Linked DNA regions of Homo sapiens: region 2 is linked to region 1. A link is an interaction called in ENCODE POLR2A ChIA-PET data of the cell type or tissue named here. Cell type or tissue: CD4-positive, alpha-beta T cell. All regions are shown on one strand. Links, peaks and the distances in the headings refer to the core of each region. The heading gives the core; the rest is flanking DNA. Region 1 overlaps NDUFV2 (NADH:ubiquinone oxidoreductase core subunit V2). Region 2 overlaps ANKRD12 (ankyrin repeat domain 12).

Region 1 (16,605 bases), core at 10,182-12,681:
TTGAGAGACCATTATTCTGCCTGCCATAGCCATAAATTAGCAGTTTAAGGAGAGAGAGAATGAACAAACTTTAGTTTATGCAGTGAGGTTCAGTAGGCCACTATTGCAAACTGCAGACTCGGATCTTTTTATTAGAGACTTGAACTCAGTTTCCATTTCAAAGTAATAAAAAGTTGACTTTCCTTTCTCTTTGGGCACTGTTTAGTACCTTAGTGCTCAGAACATTGAGTAATAAATTACAGGTCTGTTGCCCATGCTGTATAACCTATTGAGTGACAGTCAGTCTGATTTTCCAATGAGGAACCTTGTCACTAGTTTTTGAATCAGTTCAGGAAGCATGTTATAAATCAGTTGTAGGAAATGTCTTTCATTACAAAACATCAAAGACAGTTTACACACATTTTGGTTAGGGGGAAGGTGGCTTTATCTGTCGGATATTTTGCTAGGTGTTACCCCATTTTATGTGTGAGATATATGAAGATTGCTGGACAAATAAATGCCCAAGATCACACAGTAGTAAGGGCTGGGTTTATTCGCAAGTCCTGTTTTGTTTTGTTTTTAATCTACCTTTCTGAAGTTGCTCAAACAATTGAAGTTGCTAAGGGAAATCACTATGTATGGTGAAGATTTAAATTTAATAGGCACTCTAATAATAAAAGGTGTACCAGTGTAAGCAGACTAGGGAAATGATTTCACTTTGCTTAGGGAAAAGAGATGGAGGTTTAGGGGCTTTAAAGGGGTAGGAGATGGAGGTTTAGGGGCTTTAAAGGGGTAAGAGGAGGAGGTTAACCTTGGTCATGATGGATGAGTGGAAGGTGTAAGTTGAGATAATGCTGTAGGTATAGCTAGCTACATATACAAAGACACTGAAGTGCATGAGGTGAGACTGAACCCCGGGTCCACTGGATGGGCATTTCATTTCTATAAATTATTCTTGTCCTTAGAACAATTGGTTGTTGCTTATATCCATGTGGGATTTTAGATATCTAAAGAATGTTTTCTTTAATATATGGTCAAGATGGCTGGAATCATTAATGCTGTTATCTTAATCTGTAATGCACAGTGCCTGTAATACCTGGGCTCTTCATGCAGCTTTTCTATAATATAAAATTTAGCCAAATTACATTTGTTAATTCTCTCATAGTATGGTAAAAATTACTTACATTTTAACCTGAATTAACATTTTTAGGTAAATTACTGATGGAACTTTATTTGGAGGATGTTTGTAAAAGTCCTCCTATTTCTATCTGAAAATACAGCAAAACTTAAATTTTAGTGGTTAAGGCATGTACTGAAGTCAGGAAAATCTGTATGTGGCATTTCATTTATTTAGCTGTGTGAGCTAGGGAAAGTTTTTCCCCCTTCTTTGAGCCTTAATTTTCTCACCTGTAAAACAAGATAATAATACCTACTTGGTAGGCTTGCTGAGAGGAATAAATGGATTATAGTGTAGATTTGTAGTTTATAGCATGAGATCTGACATAGAGTAAGCATTTGTATTTATGATTATCCTTGAAATAGATTTCACAATTATTAACCCAGCATCAACTTTGTTAAAATAAAATGCACTGAAAAACTTTTGTTTTTCATGGAATTTTTTTTTTTTTTTTTTTGAGACAGAGTCTTACTCTGTTGCCCAGGCTGGAGTTCAGTGGCGTGATTTTGGCTCACTGCAACCTCTGCCTCCCGGGTTCAAGCGATTCTCCTGCCTCAGCCTCCCAAGTAGCTGGGATTAAAGGTGCGTGCCACCACACCCGGCTAATTTTTGTACTTTTAGTAGAGATGGGGTTTCACCATGTTGGCTAGGCTGGTCTCAAACTCCTGACCTCCAGTGATCCACCTGCCTCGGCTCTCAAAGTGCTGGGATTACAGGCATGAGCCACTGCACCCAGCCTCAAGGATTTTTTTTAAATGTAAAATTACCTAGTCTGAATGAATGTATTGCAGACCCTGACTTTTTTAGGAGGTTTCAGTTTTCTTGCTTGAGCTGGCAATAGGGGAGGCTGTAGGTAACAAGTCAGCAGATGTTGTGAACAGTGAGAGGAAGGCACGGAGGGACCTCAGACCACTTTGGATTCACTAGAGATGTTTCATGTGTGCACTGTGACTCTTGCACAGGCAAATAGATATCTTGGTGGATTTAATCTGTAAATATTAGGGATCATCTAAAAGGTATATTCCTTGCCTTAGTTGGCCTCTAATAAAGGAAAAAAGAAGGGTTTTTGAATTGCCTGACCTTAGTCTTGTCTTTCTGACTAATTAGATTACTGCTTCTGTCAGTTTTGTCTTACAGCTTCTTAGTCTCTTATTAACTTCTCTTAGCTGGATGCATTTATAATGCAAATGTCTGATAGAACTGAAAAGTGAGCTTCGTTGGATGGTAGTATTGTTTGAACAACAGAAGAAATTCAGAAAAAGAGTAGAGCCCATGAAAAGACAATTAAGGAATCCTATTGGGGAGAATATAAAACTTTAATTTTTGTCATTTTGAGCTATTGGTATTGCCAGTGACAGTAAAAGGGAAAGGCTGGTAGAAAGAGCACAGGGCCCTTAGATTGAAAGAGCCTGGGCTCAAAATCCAGGTCTGTCACTAATTGTGCGGTATGGGGCAAGTTACTGTCTTTGAGCCTGAGTTTCTCTAAATGTAAAATGGAAATAATGACTCACTACAGATTTTTTAGGAATCGACGAAAAAAAGTATGTAGAAGAGCTTAACACAGAGGCACTCAAGTTTACTTGACTCCAACGAAAAGGCAGTCACTGTTTTGGCCTGCTTAAATCTTTTCTTTTCCTTCTGAAACACTGAAAAAAAAATAAGCTAGAATTCAAACCCACTGTTAATTTTGAGCTGTATATTAGGTTATGATCTTATTTACTTAAAAAAGTTACTTGGTTGCATGCTTTTCTTCTTAAAAAAAGGAAGTTACTTGGATTTTCAATTGGACTCAATTGGAATTTCTTGAGGTATAGACATTTCAGAGTCTAATGAGAAGCTAGATTCTAGAGAAAAGACTAGACTGTACTCAAAGAAGGGGGTGGGTGGGAACTCAGCTTATTCTTTGAATCATTCCAGCCTAGCTAGGTTGTTTTTTCCAGTTTTAAGCCTGGTCCTGGAATGCCTCTTTATTTCAAAGTGAAACAAAATTGAAATGGCCCAGTAAGTAGTGTAAAGATGTTAATGAGAACTTTTAATGTTTTATTCCTTTATTGAAAGTGTCTGACGTAGACATTACAATGAATGTAAAATAGGTGATATTCTTTAAACACACCAAAAAAACAATTTTCAAAGCCATTTTCAGGCCACCTGTAACTTGATAGGGATGAATAACAGTTTATGCCAGTTGAAAAAAACCGAGAGCTAAGATTTATCAGTTTATCTTCACTATTTAGTTTGTTTCTTTCTTTATTGTTTGTTTACTTACTACTTTTTTGAGACAGGGTCTCACTCTGTCTCCCAGGCTTGGGTGCAGTGCATGATCATGGCTCGCTGCAACCTCAACCTCTTGGGCGCAAGCGATGCTCCCACCTCAGCCTCTCAAGTGGCTGGGACTACAGGCATGTGCCACCATGCCTGGCTAACTTTTGTATTTTTTGTAGAGACAGGGTTTCACCATGTTGCCCACGCTGATATCAAACCCCTGGCTTCAAGCGATCTATGGGGCTTGGCTTTCCAAAGTTCTGGGATTATGGGTGTGAGCCACCGTGTCTGGCCAGCTTCTTTTATTTTATAAACATTATCTCAGCCCTTCTTATACAACTTTGAAGAGGTCGACTTCGGACTTTGAAATTAAGTTGCTCAAATGTTATGCTAGTGTGTATACGTTCAGGTTTTTTGCAGGAATAGAAGAGAAGGGTGGCAAGGATTAAAAAAAGATTAAATAACTTGCATCTTTCTCTCTTAACAGGAGCATTGTAAGCCAAGGAGGCAGGGCTTTTCATTTCTTATCTGCCTGCCTGTATATATGGAGGCCTGATTTTCTTCCTTAAACTCCTTGGTTTCTTAGACCTACTATGTTCTTTTAAAGCTTTGATGTCATCAAACAGTCAGGTGGCTAATAATAAGGTCATGGCCTTTGTAATCATCTGGCCCTAGGATCTAACATAATTTCTGCCAATAATTAGTGATGTGACCTAACCTTGAGAAGTTTTCATAACTCATTTAAATTTCTGGGAATAATACCCACCTTGCAGGAAACTTTAAGAATTAAATAATGTGTAAAAAGCTTAGTGCCTGACACATAGTACTTCTAATAATAATAGCTAATGATAGCCAACACTAATACAGTACTTACCATCTGCCAAGCAGAATATTAAGCACTTTACATGAAGTACATCTTTTTTTTTTCCCCCCGAGACAGAGTCTCACTCTGTTGCCCAGGCTGGAGTGCTGTGGCACGAGCTGGGCTCACTGCAACCTCTGCATCCTGAGTTCAAGCGATTCTCCTGCCTCAGCCTCCTGGTTAGCTGGGATTACAGGCACGTGCCACCACGCCCAGCTAATTTTTGTATTTTTAGTAGGGATGGGGTCTCATCATGTTGGCTAGGCTGGTCTCGAACTCATGACCTCAGGTGATCCGTCCGCCTCAGCCTCCTAAAGTGATGGGATTACAGGCATGAGCTACTGTGCCCGGCCTGAAGTACATCTTTTAATGCTCTCAAGAACCCTATGAAGTACATGCCGTTATTTTTCTGTTTTTATAAATGAGGAAACAGGCTCTAGAGCTGAGCTTTTAGCCATTTTGCTATATTGTCTCTCCATACATAGGATATTTATGGAATATTAGATAACAGTGATACATCCCACCTTCAGAGGTGCTAGAATGTGGAAAATGTGTTTATTAGAAATGATGAAATTGACATTTCATATACTAGAACGTGTTTGGTGTTGGTCATCTTTTACACCACACTCAGCATCAGAAGGGTTTTTTTTTTTTTTTTTTTGATAGAGAATCTCGCTCTGTCGCCCAGGCAGGAATGCAGTGGCTCGATCTCAGCTCACTGCAACCTCCACCTCCTGGGTTCAAGCAATTCTCCTGTCTCAGCCTCCCAAGTAGCTGGGACTACAGGTGTGCGCCACCACACGCGGTGAATTTTTGTATTTTTAGTAGAGATGGGGTTTCACCATATTGGCCAGGCTGATCTCGAACTCCTGACTTTGTGATCTGCCCACCTTGGCCTCCCAAAGTGCTGGGTTTACAGACGTGAGCCACTGCGCCTGGCCAGAAGGATGGTACTTTTAAAATTAGTTTGGTGATATTAGACAGGATGTTTTGGATTGAGAAAAAGGGATCAGCCAGAAGACTTACAGTAATGCACAGACATGAAATAATGTCTGAAATAGTGGTGATAGTAAGACAGGGAAAGAACTAAAGACTTCATTGGGTTTTTTTGTTTGTTTTTGTTTTGAGACAGGGTCTCACTTTGTCACCCAGACTGGAGTGCAGTGGTGTGATCTCAGCTCACTGCAACCTTCACCTCCCAGGTTCAGGCGATTCTCCCACCTCAGCCTCCTGAGTAGCTGGGACTACAGGTGTGCGCCACCACACCCGGCCAATTTTTGTATTTTTTGGTAGAGATGCAGTTTCACCACGTTGGCCAGGCTGGTCTTGAACTCCTGACCTCAAGTGATACGCTTGCCTTGGCCTCCCAAAGTGCTGGGATTACAGGCATGAGCCACTGTACCCGGCCCTTCATTGGTTTTTAAAAGTTTAAATGTAATACATATAATGGCAAAAAATTCAAACAGTAAGCAAGGCTACATATTATAGTATATATACATAACAGTACAGAGTAGGGATACAAGAATATGTATTATGATAAAAAATATATGTTGCATATATTATATATGTTAACCCATGATACATCCCACCTTCTAACTTTCCACATTCTAACACCTCTGAAAGTGGGATGTATCACTGTTATCTAATATTCCATAAATACTCTACATATGGAGAGACAATACAACAAAACAGTTAAAAGCTCAGCTCCAGAGCCTGTTTCCTCATTTGTAAAAACAGAATAATAACAGTATGTACTTCATAGGTACATAGGTACTTGATAGGTATTTAATGCTTCTTGAGAGCATTAAGAGATGTATTTCATGGAAAGTGTTTAATATTCTGCCTGGCAGTAAAGACTAAATTTTCTTCCCACTCCAGATCTTGATTCCTCTCCTTAGAGACAGCAGCTGTTACTGGTTTCTTTTATGATGTCTCTGTTGAGATATTTTGATAGAAAAAGCAGTAAAAAATGGAAACTGGCACATTTCTAGATTTTATTGACTTTCTTAAGAACTTTGACAGATCTGAAATTTTACCCCATTTGTAAGCTAACAAGTTAACCTGCCTCAGTTTCATGGATGCTGGCAGGAGGCAGCATCCTGGGTCAGTAGGCAGCATGAACTTCATGTCAGTTCCCTTTGACATTCATATCTCACGGTAAGGGAGGAGACCACCCCTCATATTGTCTTATGCCCAATTTCTGCCTCCAAAAAAAGAAGAAGTAAAAACTAAAAGGCAGAAATGAAATCCACAAGCAGATAGCCCGGTGCCACACCCTGGGCCTGGTAAAGATCAACCCCTGACCTAATTGGTTATTTATAGATTACAGACATTGTATAGAAAAGCACTGTGAAAATCCCTGTCCTGTTCTGTTCCATTCTACCCCCTGCTTGCTCAATCGATCACGACCCTCCCAAACAGACCCCCTTAGAGTTGTGAGCCCCTAAAAGGGACAGGAATTGCTCACTTGGGGAGCTCGGTTGTTGGAGACAAGAGTCTTGCCGAAGCTCCCGGCTGAATAAAGCCCTTCCTTCTCAGTGTCTGAGGGGTTTTGTCTGTGGCTTGTCCTGCTACAATGGGAGTGACATGGAACAGCCTAGGTGAGTGCTGTGCATCACTGCTAAGGGACCTTGAGCTTGGGAAACCCTGTCTGTAAGAAAACTCACTCAACTTTTGCCCCAGGAGAAGGTATTTTATACAAAAATAATAGAAAAGATGGTCTTAAACAAAAGCTGTTCAGTGCTGCTGCTCACCAAATGCACAAACCTAAGACCCATGGAAATCTTTCTACCAGCCTATTTCTTCCTCCTTCCCCACTTTCTTTAACTAAAAGAGAAATTTATGAATTAATTTCAGTGGAGAAGTAGATGGTTTTTTAACCATCAAATACATTATAATTTTACTAGAAAAAGTATAAGCATTATACATATGGATATAAAGAAAAAATAATTATGTGCAAATGCAAGAATATTGGCAGTATGTTGTGTTTGACAGTAACTCTTTGATAAAGTCAACTAACAGCACAATTTTTTAAAAATAGGTGTAGTTTTAAAATGCAGTTGTTTGGATCTTTTTTTTTTTTTTTTTTTTAGTTATTAAATGTTTTATCCTTGTGTCAGTTAAGCAGGTGATAATGCTTTACAGGTTATATAGTACTTTCAGAGAAACTTTACTTAAATCTCAAAATAGTCCAATAAGAAGATAACCCTGTTTTATAGGTACAGAAATTGAGGCTTAAAAAAAAATTAAGTGAGTTGTTCTAGGTCAGATGTTAGTAAGTGGCAGAATGGTAATCTAAACCCAAGGCCTCAACAACTACAAAAAATCTGAAAGTCTGTTTTTTTCCTAGAGTTTAGCTACTTTATCCTGACCCTTCTCAATCAGTAGTCTGTCTTCAACGATTTGGACTTCAAACCACTTTTAGAAATATGTCTGTGAACTCATGTGCGTATCCAGAGCTTTACAAGTCAGCAAGAGAATGCCTCAGAATAGATTTTCCAATATGTAGCAACATAAGCCTAAAGAATAATTTTCAAGATTATCTCTATATTTTTATTTTAAGTAAAAGTACATGACAGATCCTGGATTAATGAGAAAGGGATCAAATATTAATCCAAAATGGAAGCTATTTTAATTTAGACATTTGGTGGTATTTAATTTGATATACAAGGAGGTTAGAAGGAGAAATAGGTTTTACAATAGAGATAAGTTTTTCTTATACCTGCTGAGTGTTTTATTTTAAGTAGGATTTTTTTGGCCAGTTAATCCATGCTAATAGGAAATTTGGAAAATAGAGAAAAATATAAAAAATGTAAAATAAGAGTCCCTTATTTCATTAACATCGTAATAAGAGATAAGCACTTTTAATTATTTATGGCCTTCTAGTCTTTTAATCAGTGTCTGTATTTAATGTAATTGGGATGATAATTTATGCATTTTTGTTTTTTTTGTTTTGTTTAACCCTGATTCCAGTTTCTACATGATTATTTTTACGACATATTTTTGTTAGCTACATAACGTTCTAGTGTCAGAATTATTAGTATTTAGTTAAAACCTGCTCAGATTGGGTTTTTAGGTTGTGTTTTTGCTGCAATAAACATAATAGGAACAACATGTTTTCATGTAAAGCTTTATCCTCATTTTGTACTGCAGGAAAAATACCTAGGTTAGAATTACTAAATTAAAAAATGGACACTTGGGGCCAGGCGCAGTGGCTTACGCCTGTAATTCCACCACTTTGGGGAGCTGAGGCGGGCAGATCACTTGACATCGAGAGTTCAAGACCAGCCTGACCAACATGGAGAAACCCCGTCTCTACTAAAAATACAAAAAATTATCCAGACGTAGTGGCACATGCCTGTAATCTCAGCTACTTGGGAGGCTGAGGTAGGAGAATCGCTTGAACCCGGGAGGCAGAGGTTGTGGTGAGCCGAGATCATGCCATTGAACTCCAGCCTGGGCAACAAGAGCGAAACTCCGTCTCCAAAAAAAAAAAAAGACACTTATTTAGGCTTTCCATATATCATGGTAATTTGCTTTCTAAAAGGCTATATGAATTTTTAAGTGTGCTTGTTTCTCTATATGCTCAACAGAATGGAATGCTATCTTAAAAGAAAAAAGATACTTGGTAGTTTGATAACTAGTAATGTTATTTTAAGTTGTATGTTTTTAGTTACTAGTAAGCAGTTTGAATTCTGTGAAACTTTTGTTCATGATCTTTACTCATTTTTTAAGTGCATTTATGATCTCTTCAGGCTATTAGCCTCTTGTCATCAAATGTGTGTAAGATTTAAGACTCATCACTGTCAAGTTAATGGATGAGTTCTCAGAGGCAAAGGCTTTATAGAGAAAAGAAGATAGGAGTGTGAACTGAGCCCTGAGGACAGCCTGCAAGGAGTGGATAAAAAGCCAATAAACAGAAAATGTTAGTGTTCAGAAATTAGGAGAAGACTGAATACTTTCCCTACTCTTAAAATTAATCCTTTTATTATAAGTATACAGTCTTTTCTCTCAGAATTTAGTTAAGTAACTCACTGATGTTACTCAAAAATTGTTACTCGATTAAAAAAATTTTCTGAGCTAAGATGACAGTGACTGTCTTCTAAATTTTAGTTTCAGTTAATTTTTCAAAACAAAACCAACACAATCAAAGCCCCCTTGTGCACCTCTGACTGTATCCCTCCCTGCCTTCCAATTATCCTGAAATTGATATTTATCACTCCCATCTTTTGTACGTGTGTCTCACATCCTGTACCTTAGTCTTTTCTTGTTAATTAAAGCAGATGTTCCATGTAAACTTATTTATTAATATTTCTTCAACTGAAATATCATTTGGACCTAGGGTAAAGTTAAATATACTATTGTGTTATATTACTCCGTTTACTTTCTTCTATGTTTGCCTTTGAATTGTCCAACTCTTTGCTAGTTCCATGCTTGGTTTAACCCAGCCAGTGTTCTGCCGTCTGTGGTTAGTAGAACTCAGAAATTGGAGGAATCCAGAACAGTAGTTGAAATACTTGGGGGCGGGGGACAGGGTAGGAGTGGAGGGTAGGAGCAAGAGGGCAAAGAGAAATGAAATGCAGCTGAGAGAATAATCAGATTCCTTCCAAAGCAACTGAACATTGTCAGTCCGCATAGCATCATAAATAGCTTTCTGAAACTACTTTTTTTTTTTTTTTTGAGACGGAGCCTTGCTCTGCTGCTCAGGCTGGAGTGCGGTGGCGCGATCTCGGCTCACTGCAACCTCTGCCTCCCAGGTTCAGGCGATTCTCCTGCCTAAGCCTCCCGAGTAGCTGGGACTACCAGCGTGCGCCACCACGCCCAGCTAATTTTTGTGTTCTTAGTAGAGATGGGGTTTTACCATGTTGGCCAGGATGGTCTCGATCTCTTGACCTCGTGATCTCCTTGCCTTAGCCTCCCAAAGTGCTGGGATTACAGGCATGAACCACCACACCCGGCCAGAAACTACTTTTTACGGCTGGAGTTTCAGAACTAATTTAGTAAAGGATTGAAAAGGAAGGAGGATACAGTTGACTCATTTGTACAGAGTATATGACTCATTTGTACAGAATGAAAACATGTTTATGAAGGTTCACACTAAGTGAAAGCTGGCATCCAAGTTGATTCAGACAAAAGTGAAAGTCAAGAAGTTAATAGTACATTAATTCTCCAAATGCATGCCAGCAGAGCGTGGCAGGAAGGTACACAAGTCAGCAGATCTGGGTTGTCCTGGTTCTCCTATTGACTCGTGTGTGTGATGTTAGGTGGGTGAATCTTGGCTTTGAATCTCCATTTGTAAAATAACTCTCCTGAAATAGAGATGGATAGGGTAGAATACCATATTTCTTAAGATCTTTTATAAGTTGATTCCATTGTTGTAAATTATGAATCCTAAAGTATTTCTTTATGAAAAATTTTTTAAGGCTATGATTTACTAAACTTTCTTAAAATTTTAAATTTTAGGGAAGACATGTAAGGAATTTGCATAAGACAGTTATGCAAAATGGAGCTGGAGGAGCTTTATTTGTGGTAAGTAATTACTTAGATTTCTTTGGAAAGAAAAGACTTGGAAATTGGGGTAAATCCATTGTAAAAATCCAAAATATCTTAAATACCATTGTCTTTGATATATGATGGTCATCGTGAGAATTTACATACAGCTAATTGAATTTACTACATTTCAAAAGATGTTGGTTCCAGTTGAACCTCATGAGTTTAAATTAGTATCAGGAAAACTCTGGGAATAAGAATTTATTTCCAGTGAAATTACTGTGTGAGCCCTAACCTGATTCTCATCACACTTTGGGTTCTCAGTCATGTTGGCTTACTGAGAGTTTGGAGATTGTAACTTGTTGAATCCCAAAATGACACTAGTTTGAAACTCATGGATTTTAGTAATGTAGTAACTAGATTAGCAGCTGGTCTTTATATTTTTAGTTTCCGGAGTTTTAACTATAAATAGAAGTCTGTGAACTCCCCAGATTAGTTGCACAATTTGGAAAGGATAAGATATTATATCTCCCTTTTCTGACAAGGTGCTGTTTTCAGGGATTAATCTAGTATAAAGGCAATATAGTGGACTTGTGTGATGATTTAGAGTTAGTGGTGTAAGAAGTAGCTTCCTGCTATATATCAAGCATCAAATTGGCCACATATTTGAGATCATTGTCCAGAGTGTCTGTTTTCTTTCCTCTTTTGGCTTATGTCCTTTAAAAAGCAGAACTCCGAGAGTTAACATATCAAGAGATTCATTTCTGTATTCACCACACATACATAACATTAATTGATCGTAAGTGTTAATCTCAGTGTGACTCATTTGATTTCCTGTTGACATGCCATTTCTTGTCAGTTTTTGAAGAGGGCCTGCTTCTGCTCTTTTAAGAAGAGATAAAGCTTCTTGCTGTTGGCTATTATGGAAAACGTGGGAAAGAGATGGTGCTGTTTTTTTTTTTTTTTTTTTTTTTTTAAGATGGTCCTTTTGTACCCTCCTAAAGTAATGGGTCTTAACCCTTTTGGATCCCAGATCCCTTTGACAATCTGATAACCTTGCTTTTGGGAAAATACACATATGTTCACATTTAAAATTTTGTGTTTTAATTTCATAAAGGCTTCCAATAATTGGTAATGTTTTGGTAATTCTATCAGAAGATCTTACTCTCTAATGAAGCTGGATAACACTTTTTGTTGTTTGGGTTTTTTTGGTCCTAAAGGTACTTCTCTTATTCTTTAAATGGTCCTTTGTAAATTTTTAAATTCTGCTAACTTTACTTTGGTAATCATACTTATCAAATGTGTGTTTAGACATTCTTTTTGATGGAAGGATAGGGTGGTATATATCATGTTGGAATTAAAATGGAGAGATTAAACAATAAGTAATAGTATAGTAATGTACAGTGTCATTCACACTTGAGAGAATTTGGATAAGTCTGAAAAACTGTTTTTGTTGTGTAGCACAGAGATACTCCTGAGAATAACCCTGATACTCCATTTGATTTCACACCAGAAAACTATAAGGTATGGCTAAATTAACATTATAATTAATTTACCAAATAGGTAATATTTTCTAGATGTATAAAATGATGTTCTTTCTTTTATACAGAGGATAGAGGCAATTGTAAAAAACTATCCAGAAGGCCATAAAGCAGCAGCTGTTCTTCCAGTCCTGGATTTAGCCCAAAGGCAGAATGGGTGGTTGCCCATCTCTGCTATGAACAAGGTACTGGATTCATTTTTGCCTTAGTTCTAAAAGAGAAGAGATTGTGTATGATAATTTCCTTTTATAGAAATTACTCTGATCATCTCCAGTGTCAGAATCTAGGATTTTGGAGCCCTTTAGCCATTTGTATGTTTCCTTGAATTGTCTTTGTGTTTTTGTTCATTCCCTTAATGCATAGAGGTGATTTCTAACCTTGCAGGAAATAAGGAAGGCATTATGGTGAAAGAGGGTATGTGTTTTTTTTTTTCCTTTTGAAGGAAATGGTCAAAGATAAAAGATTCCAAATGTGTATAACTTAGTGTCAAGATATTCTGAAAATTAATGTAATATTTAAACACTAGAATTACAGAAAAGAAGATCTGCTCACTAGTATGAAAATTTTTAATATTTTACATCTTTGGCTGTAGGCTGTAAGAAAAATCTGTATAATAGGTGATATTTATACAATTTGATTATGCTACTTTGGAATCAACGACCTATAGAAATGCTATGGATGACCCATTTTATTCAAAGTTACTCTATTCATATAATATTCATTTTTCCTAATAGTTTTGAGCAGTAATACAAATTTCAAGTTTATTCGTATCCTGTTAATACAAATAACTACATTTGTGTGGTGATGTATTACAGCATATCATTTATAAAGTGCCATACACAAACCACATACTATTTGATTCTGATGAGAATCACATAACCATTAAGCTGTGTTATATAATGGAAAATATTTTTGACTTAGAACTAAGACACCTGATTTTTCTCTGAACTTCCTCATTGGCAATGAAAGTTTTGAACCAGGTAGACCTCTTCTAATTATTAAGTTATGATTTCTGAGCGGTAGTGCTAGGACTGAATTCATTTCTAAATCAGTGCATTTTCTACTTGACTGACTATAACAGAGATTTTGTTGTACTTCATTCTTACCACTTTCTAAACTTAATTTGGTTATAACTCTTAGGCTAGACAATCATCTTTCTGAGAGAATAGGAATGTCCTCAATTTATCTAATAGAATCCTAAATGCAAATTTTAGATTTAGTTTATTGATATTTTATTTTATTTGCATTGTATAGTACTATAACACTGGTTTTTCCCTATGAAAAATATTATAAAGCAAGTTTAGTGAGTTACTATCCTGAGTAAACATAGGTGGTTATTTCTTCGATAAATTATGTATTTCTTGGGAAGTTACTTAACATTTTTTTAAATTAAAATAGCCAACTTTATAATGATTTAGGTATATGTTTCTAATTATAATGTTATTATTTTGAAAAAATCATATTTTTAGTAATGGTAAGCCTGTTGGAAATCTTGCTGAGTGGCACGTTAGCAGAGCAAAATAAAAATAAATAAGAAACTGAAAGTGAAAACATTTAAAAAATAAGACAGGCATGGTGGTGCATGCCTGTAGACCCAGGTACTCAGGATGTTGATGTGGGAGGATTGCTTGAGCTTAAGACCAGCCTGGGCAAGATGGTGAGACCCTATCTCTTAAAAAATATGTATTTATATATTGTCCTATTATATTTAGGGTTGGATTTGTGTGGGGGAAAGGCAGGAAGTGTAGGGTATAGGGAATAGACTCAAGATTCTTTGCACTTTACATTTGGGACTTTTATTTTAATGTTACTGCCCCTCCCCCCAACCCATGAAACACCTAACCTTACAACAAAAAATATCCAGAAGCTTAATAATTATTTATTTAACCGTCACTAAGGTGTAGGGAGATGTGCAGAATTCCAGGAAGGAGTCTTTTCCTAATTAGACAGTCAGAGCCTCATTCCAGATTTATTATTCCTTTGGTAGGGTTCCAGCATGTATATTTTGATAGAGAGCTCCCCAGATTCAGGGATACGTCCTTGATTCAGAACTGCCGAATGAAATAGCACAATTACTTTATCTGTCACAAGTGAGCCATGATTAGATGTCTTTTGAGAATATATTTCCTTTAGAATTCCTAATATGAGAAAGTTAACATACTTGTCTGAAATGCCCGCTCTTCTTTTATATTAGAATATGGATATATCTATAATTTTTAAGAATGCCAGATAGTAAGTCTTAATGATAATAGGTCACCTAGAAAGTTGTAGACAGAATTATAAATCACGATAGACAAGGACCAGCCCTGGCAAACAGCTAGAAATCCTCGTTTTCCCTAACAGACTTGCCCTAAGAAAAGATGCTGAGTTAGTGATCCCCTTAGTCCTGAACACCAGAATGTCAAAACAATTGTTTTCTATTAATGTCTTGACGTGAAGGGTTAGAAAGTACTAGACTATATGATTCAACTTTCAAAAGAGTATTGTGATATGAAATAGAAGTAGTGTGCTGGATTCTGGGAGAGGAGTGTGTGATTGTGTATGATAATATGTGTATACATATATGTAGAGATATAAAATTTTGAGTTTACATATTTAAAATATGGGCCAATAGTGAGCTTTGATTTTCAACCTTTTTTTCTGTTGCTGTACCATTTGTATGTAGGCTGTTTGGAAAAAATTGGTGAGAGTTTAAAAAATCTAATTGCTTCTTTTATTGGGGTTTGGCCATCAATTTTTTGCCATTTAGACAGATTATAAAATGTGAGTTGACATGATCAAAGTAGAAATTCTTAATAGTGAAATACTTAAAGATTTAGAGAAAAAGAATATCCTTTTACAGAGGTGAGAAGTAGGGTAGAAGGAGGAAGTGCTGTTAACTCCATTAACTTTCGGGCTCTGTATGGTTTAAGTGTAAGTACATTGTCTGCAAAAATTGAAGAGTTTATATCTCCCAGTTATCCAAGACAAGTATGTTTTCTGCTCTTGAAGAACTTTTCTGTTTTTACCAAATTGAGACAATATTGAAATTATACTTTGTACAACATAATTAAAGCTCCATTACTAACACTGTAATTATCTTATTTTTAAATGTCCTAATATTTTAGGTTGCAGAAGTTTTACAAGTACCTCCAATGAGAGTATATGAAGTAGCAACTTTTTATACAATGTATAATCGAAAGCCAGTTGGAAAGTATCACATTCAGGTCTGCACTACTACACCCTGCATGCTTCGAAACTCTGACAGCATACTGGAGGCCATTCAGAAAAAGCTTGGTAGGGAATACATGATATTTGTAACACTGATAAAAAGTAGAATTGTCTCTCTAGATTTGGTACATTTCTATCTAAAATTTCCAACTTCTGCCATCTTATTGGATCTGTACTTACCTAGTAATATTTTGTGTTACTGTGTTTCCACATCTTTATTTCTTCCTATTTGGTATTCTTCCTCAGTTCTTAGTGTTAAAGCTGAGTTTTTAATTTTTTCTTTTTTAATCAGTATGTTTGAAATGCTTGTAGAAGTTATAAAATATTCGTTGTTTAGAAGATTGTTTCACTTAGAAAATTGTTTCACTTACTATTCTATGACAGCATGTGGTATATTAAAAAGTGACCCATTATTGTCTTTATATTCTTCTAAAGAAGTCATGGAACAAATAAGATACAAGCATAGTAAGAATGCTTTGGGAAGGGAAATTTGAAACAGATGTTATTACAGTAGCATTTGAAAAGTAAATTAGCATTTTAAAAGTAAATGGGCATTTTCCCCTACAAAACTGCCATTGCTACACTTCTAACTATATATGTCAAATGAAGTAATATTTTGTTATTGAATATAATATGTGCATGTTGTAAAAATAGCTGGGTGGTATTGAAATATATAAAACAGCTGAAGTTGGCTCAAACCCCCCCACCCCCAACACCATCAAGGTATAAATCCTGATAACAATTGGATATATTAGTTGTAGATTTTATATCATTTTAATTATTAAATATATAAATGTACTACATGTATGCTTGCTTTTTAGACTTTATTTTGGCTGTATTTCTACAGCACAATATATATGTCTGCCTCATTTTTTTTTTCTGTTTTTTTGAGTTGAGGTCTCACTTTGTCACCAGGCTGGAATGCAGTGGCTGGATCATGGCTCACTGCAGCCTCCAATTCCTGGGCTCAAGTGATCTTCTGCCTCACCCTTCCAAGTAGCTGTAGCTATGGGTGCATGCTGCCAAGCCCAGCTAATTGATTTTTGTTTGTTTTTGTAGAGAGGGGTCTTGCTATGTTGCCCAGG
Region 2 (2,500 bases), core at 1-2,500, 74 kb after region 1:
TGCTTTGACTTCTGAGGCCTTGCTGAGCATTGAGAGACTGTATCTTCCAGGGCTAGCCAGTTCCTAGAGATAATAAACTCACTGTGAGCAAATCTTTCACTCTCAGACCGACCTATCTAGACCCCACATCCAAACCCCCAACTTTGTTGGGCTCTCACACTCTGGGCCACTGGCCATCTGTCCTAATCACCCCAGAACCAGGCACCAATTAGAGAAACAGCTCCCATACCCCAGAACCCACTGAAATTATTCAAGGTAGCCAATCCCAAGCCTGCTTACCCTGCTTCACACTTTTTTTCCTGTAGAAACTACAGTAAAGGCTCTTGCTCACATTTCACCTTTCTTCTTTTACCTCTTGACCAACCACCCTGGTACTTCCCTGTGTGGTCTGGAGTGGCATGATGTGGCATGGCATGCTCCCCACCCCTTGGAACTGTGAGTAACAATCTTTTCCATAGCAGTAATATCCTGATTTGTTGGTCTCACCATATAATAAAACCTACATTTTAAGTAACCTTATAAGCAAAACACCTTGTTTTTGAAGCTCCATTGGCAGAAGTGAAAAAATAGCTCGAGGATGTTAGTTGAAAGCTTGGAAATTGATCAAGAATGAATGTAGATGTTATTCTTGTCACTTTGTTCTTGCCATCATAGGGTTTTCTTTAATCTTTTGATACAATGAATTAAGAGGTTTTCTATCAGTGAACTGTCCTTGCATTCTCTAGATGAGCCCTGCTTGATTATAATATATTCTAAGAATTGAATTTGGCTTGATAGTCTGTTTAGGACTTTTGCATTTAAGTTCATAAGTGGATTTTTGTCTATAATTTTGTATCTTGTGCTGTTTTTTGGTATCAATTTCATTTTAGACTTCTAAAATGAATTGGGTAACTTCTAATCTTTCTGTGCTCTGGTATTTATAAGACATGGGAAATACCTGCTTCTTGAATTTTTGTTTTTTTGGTTAAAACTCTATTGTAAAATCTTGTGGAGTAGGTGCCTTTTTAAACATACATTTCACTATGGATTTATCTTTTTTTTTCCTCCTTTTTTTTTAGAGACAGGGTCTTGCTCTGCTCTGTCACCCAGCCTGGAATGCAGTGGCATGATTATAGGTCACTGCAGCCTTCTGCCTCAGCCTCCCGAGTAGCTGGGACTACAGGTGTGTGCCATTGCGCCCAGCTAGTTTTTAAAAATTTTTTATGGCGATGAGGTCTCACCACGTTGCCCAGGATGGTTTCAAACTCCTGTCCTCAAGTGATCCATCCGCCTCAGCCTCCCAGAGCATTGGGATTACAGATTTTAGCCACTGCACCCAGCCTGATTTACTGTTTTCTGTGGTAATTGGTCTGTTCTGGTTTTCCCTTCCTGTCATCCTGTCATGAGCTAGTTTTTAGTAATCCATATATTCCAAGGAAATTACCCATTTTTACAGGCTGTAAGTTTTTTAATAGTATAAAATTGAGTACAGCATTTTTTTTTTTTTTTTTTTGGATACAGGATCTCACTCTGTTGTCCAGCCTGGAGCACAGTGGCGAAGAACATGGCTCACTATAGCCTCAATCCTCCCAGCTCAAGCAGTCCTCCTGCCTCAGCCTCCCAAGTAGCTAGGAACACAGGCGCATGCCACCATGCCTGGCTAATTTTTAAATTTTTTTACAGAAACAAGGTCAGGGTCCCCCTGTGTGGCCCAGGCTGGTCTCAAACTCCTAGGCTTAAGTGATCCACCCACCTCTGCCTCCCAAAGTGCTAGGATTACAGGCATGAGCCACCATGCCCAGCCAACAGCATTCTTTCATAACTTTTTAATATTCCCTCTCTAGTTGTATTCAGGCTCAATCTCAGTGGTTTTTTTTTGTTTGTTTGGTTGTTTTTATCTTTTCTCTGTTTTTCATTATTAAGTTCACCAAAGGTTTGTTAATTTATTTGCTCTTTTAGAGTCATCTTTTGGTTTTATTGCTACTTTAAAAAAAATGACATTAATTTGTTATGCCCCTTTTTCCTCCTCATCCCTCCTTTATTTTTCATCTTGGGTTGAAAACTGGTATCTTTTATAGTCTGAATCTACTTTTCATTTGCTTTTGAGAGTTTCTACAATCATGATAAATTATCACTTATTATCATAGCTTGGGGAATGTTCTTTTAAGATCTCCTGCTAAGGCAGTGTGGCTTAGTTCTCAGTATGAAGCACATTTCTCACAAAGGAGTTGTCATACCCCAGTTTTAGATGTGCTGTATCAATTTGGATGTTTTGATTATAGGAGTGAACTTTATAATACCTATAGGTCACTTCACCTGATTGGGCGAGTACTTAGTATTTTTGTTTGGTATGTCATTCTTTTTCTAAAATGAATTATAAATCCATTTCTGGTTTTCTGATTTAAGAAATAGGGTTGTAATCTACTGGCCTGGATAGATTATTCTTTGGTTCCTGTGATCCTTACATATTTTCTTCTTTATTGGTAAATAATAGTGGTTCTCAAACTTTACTATGCATCAA

What was found. Peaks named below come from ENCODE experiments on the same cell type or tissue, not always from the same donor. Only the 100,000 strongest peaks of a DNase experiment are listed, where the experiment ranks them.
Region 2: POLR2A ChIA-PET joins it to region 1 with 6 read pairs; 6 of 35 experiments call an interaction of 5 or more read pairs at or near these places.

What each region holds. Positions count from the first base shown.
Region 1 is chr18:9,107,096-9,123,700 of GRCh38, forward strand. It overlaps NDUFV2 (NADH:ubiquinone oxidoreductase core subunit V2), which reads left to right. Exons shown (of 8, transcript NM_021074.5): 2 at 10,743-10,808; 3 at 12,231-12,293; 4 at 12,379-12,495; 5 at 15,418-15,586. NDUFV2-AS1 (NDUFV2 antisense RNA 1) reads right to left here. Exons shown (of 3, transcript NR_110772.1): 3 at 14,170-14,361. Among named protein-coding and RNA genes, the nearest start is that of NDUFV2, 13 kb to the left of the region's middle. RefSeq lists an enhancer at 6,553-6,802. In CD4-positive, alpha-beta T cell, for the core only: no CTCF peak of the experiment used is centred there; DNase peaks (open chromatin) are centred at 10,406 and 11,616; H3K4me3 peaks cover 1,855 bases; H3K27ac peaks cover 2,454 bases.
Region 2 is chr18:9,191,663-9,194,162 of GRCh38, forward strand. The region is part of intron 2 of ANKRD12 (ankyrin repeat domain 12); the gene reads left to right. Among named protein-coding and RNA genes, the nearest start is that of ANKRD12, 56 kb to the left of the region's middle. In CD4-positive, alpha-beta T cell, for the core only: no CTCF peak of the experiment used is centred there; no DNase peak of the experiment used is centred there.